Linked DNA regions of Homo sapiens: region 2 is linked to region 1. Evidence: read pairs that join two places in POLR2A ChIA-PET (ENCODE). Cell type or tissue: MCF 10A. All regions are shown on one strand.

What was found. Peaks named below come from ENCODE experiments on the same cell type or tissue, not always from the same donor. Only the 100,000 strongest peaks of a DNase experiment are listed, where the experiment ranks them.
Region 2: POLR2A ChIA-PET joins it to region 1 with 5 read pairs; 2 of 35 experiments call an interaction of 5 or more read pairs at or near these places.

The regions. Positions count from the first base shown.
Region 1 is chr1:165,381,883-165,384,382 of GRCh38, forward strand. No RefSeq gene overlaps it. Among named protein-coding and RNA genes, the nearest start is that of LMX1A, 26 kb to the left of the region's middle. In MCF 10A, no CTCF peak of the experiment used is centred here; a DNase peak (open chromatin) is centred at 1,409.
Region 2 is chr1:165,745,611-165,748,110 of GRCh38, forward strand. The region is part of intron 5 of TMCO1 (transmembrane and coiled-coil domains 1); the gene reads right to left. Among named protein-coding and RNA genes, the nearest start is that of TMCO1, 22 kb to the right of the region's middle. In MCF 10A, no CTCF peak of the experiment used is centred here; no DNase peak of the experiment used is centred here.

The DNA.
Region 1 (2,500 bases):
AGAGCTGGGGCACCCCCAAAAGCCAGGGCTCTTCCAGTATGAATGATGGAGGTGTTTCCAGAGGAAGTCATCTGAGAGAAGAGCTCTTTGCAAATGACTGCTCAGGGACCCAGGATGTACACTGACAACACACCCCACTTCTGCACCCAAGTCAAAAGCTTGTATTGAAGAGTGATATATCTTTTGTATGTCATACTTCAAATTCCATTGTTTACAGAGGAAGTACTATTGTTGACAAGCATAAGCCATTTAGAAATATGACAGAAGTTATGAGCCCTGAAAGAAAGGACAGTCCTCGAACTGGAAGGTTTGACCATGGAATTTCATTCTCTTTGCTCATTTATGTGTGCTGAAATGTTTCTTTTCAGCATTTGACTATAAAAAAGGCAAATGACTCAGAAGGGAGAGGAATTCATACAACCGCTAACTGTCCATTGGTAGCCGCGAGCTGTGAAAGATGAGGATCTAGTCTTGGTGTGGTAATATCTCTGTGCCACCAGGACAGTAATAAGTCCTTACATAAAATGTGGGCATGACTAGTGTTCACGAAGATTTCTGACTCTCCTCTCCTTCTGAGCACATATCCCTCAATGTAAGATGTATCCTTGTGACTTGCTTTGGCCAGTGAAATGTGAGTGGAAGGACGTTTGTCAATTCTGGTGGAGAATATTTTAGAGCCAGCACGAGTCTCCATGCTCTCTTTTCCTGTCACTGTGAACCTGAAGCCTGATATTGAGGTGACAGTGGAGATTCTGCAGTTTGGGCCTCTGAGCGTCTACCACCAACGAGTCCTCCCTTCGAACTCCCCCTTCAACCTGAAGTGAGCTTTGTTTTATGCACTGGGATTTTGGGGTTGTTTGTTATAGTGGAAGCTCAGCCTATCCTGACTGTAGCCTCCCTATAATAAATCAGGTTCTTTTCCCATACATTAACTCATGTGATGACCACTGCAACCCTGTGAGTTTCATTGCACAGATGAGGAAACTGAAGCTCAGATTCAAAAACTGATTCCAAAGCTGATTTAACGGATTCCAAAGTCAATTCCCTTCCCACTATACTATGTTGTCTTCTACTCTGAAGAAGATTCAACTTTTATGTTTCTCTGGATCCTGTGGGGCCCACAGCCCTTGTTCTGCAACTATGGCTTATTGGAGTTTGATTTGTTGTGGTCTACAGCCTCGCTGACCTTATGATTCAATGAAGGAATTGGAGAAATAAGCAAACACTTATTTTGACCCTAAGAAGCAAGTTAGAAAGCAGGCACACTATGAACACGTGGAAGGGCAGAGCATGCGCATCTGCATGAGGTCGGGAGGGCGTGAGAGAGCCTGGGGCTGGGCAGTGCAGTCCGTGTCCAGGGAAGCCTGACAGTCAGCAGGGGGAATGTGAGGTTGGACTGGGTCCTGGAAGACTTGGGTTCCAGGCCTGGCTCGGCCAGCCTTGGTGACTCACCTTTCTGGGCCAACCTCCCAGCTGTGGAATAAGCATTTTGGATTCCAACCCTGCCTGCACATTAGCATCACCTGGGGAGCTTTAAAAAGACAAATCACCACCCAGCCTCAGAGATTCTGATTCAGCAGATCAGGGGCAGCACACAGGCCTCTGTAGTTTTAAACAACTTTTAAAAGGACACTGAAGCACAGGCAGATTTGGGCGTCACGGCGCTAGACCATTCTAGGATGCCCTTTCTGTTGTTTCAGTGCCTGGGATCCACCCTCACGACCCATCTGTTTCTGCCAAAGGTGTTTTAGCTATCCCTGGAGTCCACCCAGACCTCTGGGAAAACTTGTCTGAGGCCTGTGCCAGAACTCCAGTGGCCACTCAAAGTCAGAAATTCCAGAGGGACTGTGGGATTCCATGGGGCTTCAAATCCACTTCCCAAGCTATGCCATTGTGAGGAAAGTAAGACAAAGTGTCGAGGGGCTGGGAAGATTAGTAAGCAAAAGGCTTCCCTGAGACAGCATCTAAACTTGCACGGAAGACAGCCTTTCTAGACCAGAGCAGTTTCATCCCAAAGCAGGTCCTTGGACACTGCTCCCTCTCAAATCCCATCCACCAGGAAATGCTTTCCTGGCCTACACAGAACTAGCTGGCTTACTGCAAAGCTTCTTCAGATTTTCCTCTTGATAGACCCCCGCCCCAGGACTTCTCTGCCCTTTAAATTCTGGCATCCTGACACTGGCAGCATTAGCTGTGGGCTTGGTTGAAGAAGAAACTGCAGCAATGCCAGGGAATCAGCAGGAAGACCTCCAGCTTCCCCACAGCCTCTTGGCAGAACTCAGGGTGGCCTCTCAGCTGGTATACTGCAGCCAGGCTGCTGGGTACTTGCCTGGACCTAGTGCCAGGCCCCACAGCAGAGGGCAAGGTGTGTGGCTGCCTTGGTTGGCAAGTGCATTCCAATTCCTAGGAATCTCATGGAATCGTGCTGTGAATTAGCTACCTCACAGCCTCTACCCAGCTAACTACCCTCCTCTGCCAATTCTAGCTCTAATTTTTTTGT
Region 2 (2,500 bases), 360 kb after region 1:
CACTCCAGCCTGGGTGACAGAGCAAGATCTGGTCTCAAAAACAGATGATCAAAGTTAAACTTGGAGAAATTATGTTAAAGACTGAATAACTTTTGTCCAATATAATCAAAACATGTATTAGACTTTTAATTTCATATGCCAGTTTATAAAAATAGATGTACAGCCTTTAACTTCTAGGTGCTGACAATCTAAGACACAATATTTTTTTTAAATGTACAGGGTACAAAGACCAGAACAAAAACATGAATACAGCACTAATATTGGTAAAATATATTATGCGAACCTCCACTAGTTTGGGAAAACAAAACAAGCAAATAAAAAGCTATTGTTTGCCAGTGTTCTGAATAAGAAAGTTGCTGAAAATAATATACATAAAAACAAAAAAAGAAGGCCAGGAGCGGTGGCTCACGCCTGTAATCCCAGCACTTTGGGAGGCTGAGGCGGGTGGATCACGAGGTCAGGAGTTTGAGACCAGCCTGGCCAATATGGTGGAACCCCCTCTGTACTAACAATACAAAACAGAGTAGGTAGTAGGCAATGATAAGAAAATTAGCCAGGCATGGTGGTGCATGCCTGTAGTCCCAGCTACTTGGGAGGCTGAGGCAGAAGAATTGCTTGAATGCAGGAGGCGGAGGTCGTAGTGAGCCGAGATTGTGCCACTGCACTCCAGCCTGGGCGACAGAGCTAGACTCCATCTCAAAAAAAAAAAAAAAAAATAGCCTTCTTTCCTGCCAACATATCCTTTTATAAGAAACCTGATTATAATGAAGCTTTCATATAATTTTCCTCCTTGAAGATACTCTACTTGACTTCTTTGACTTCTATAGCTTGGAAGACCTATATCACACACACACACACACACACACACACACACACACAGCATCTAGTATTTTATATTGATGAACTGCAAAAATAATCTGGCATTTCAATACTGGTCCAAGGTCTAATAACTTAATCACCAAATATTTGATAAGTGCTTATTATATTATTAACTCTATTAAGGATAACATATCACATATGCTTGCATATAGCTTTGAAAACCTCCATTCTTTAAAAATTTCATAAATATCATAGCAGTGATATGGGCATTCTCTTCATCTTGTTCCCATCTTTACTGCAGTATCGTTGGTATTTTACCTTTGAGTATTTAACCCTCTTCTGGTTGTTCTAATTCATTGCACAATAGAACTAGAGAACAGTGATGGAGAGAAAGGAAGGGATGGAGGGAAAAGAGAATTTGGAAAAGATGACAATATTATTTGTCTGATCATATGATTATCTATCTAGAAAACTAGAGAATCAAATTAAAAGCTAGGAGAGTTCAGGAAGATGTCCAATTAGAAAATAAAATCACAAAAATTGATAACCTGCTGGGCATGGTGGCTCACGCCTGTAATCCCAGCATTTTGGGAGGCTGAGGCAGGTGGATCACTTGAGGTCAGGAGCTCAAGACTAGCCTGGCCAACATGGTGAAACCCCATCTCTACTAAAAATACAAAAATAAGCCAGGCGTAGTGATGCCTGCCTGTAATCCCACCTACTCGGGAGGATGAGGCAGGAGAATCACTTGAACCCGGGAGGTAGAGGCTGCAATGAGCCAAGATCGTGCCACTGCACTCTAGCCTGGGCAACAGAGAACAGTGTGAGGCTCTGTCTCAAAAAAAAAAAAAAAAAAAAAAAAAATTGATAAGCTACTTATAGACAGTAGTAGCAAACTAGAAAATATGAAATATTACTTATACTTATTTGGAAAGAAACTACAGAAAGTATATAAAATAGACTTGGCAGAAATACCATGTTTCTGGATGGGAATACTAAAAATTATAAAGGTATTTAATACCTCAAAATTAATGTACAAATTTAATAAAATTTCAGACAAAACTCAGAAGGGATTATTTTAGAGGAAGCTGACACTTGATTGATTCTAAAATTCATTTGAAAGAATAAGTGCCCCAGGAACAGTGAACAATACAGTTAAAACAGAGTACGTAGTAGGCAATGATAAGAAAATAGTTTGAAAAACAGGCTGGGGCCAAAGCATGGAATGTCATGAGAGCCAGGGTAAGGAGTCTGACTAAAATCAATAGTCAGGGTTGCATGGTGATAAGTGTGGACTTTAGAGTCTGAGAGACAGGGTTAAACCCCAGCTCAACATTTACTAGCTTGGAGACCTTGAGCAAGTTAAGTGACTTAGAGTCTCACGTCCTCATCTGTAAAATAAAGATTAGAATTCTTATCTTAGAAGACTGTTAAAAGTAAAAGGGAAGGCAGGGCGTGGTGGCTCACACCTGTAATACCAGCACTCTGGGAGGCCGAGGCAGGCAGATCACCTGAGGTCAGGAATTCAAGACCAGCCTTGCCAACATGGTGAAACCCCATGTCTACTAAAAATACAAAAATTAGCTTGGTGTGGGGGCGAGTCCCTGTAATCTCAGCTACTCAGGAAGCTGAGGCAGGAGAATCGCTTGAACCCGGGAGGTGGAGGTTACGGTGAGCCCAG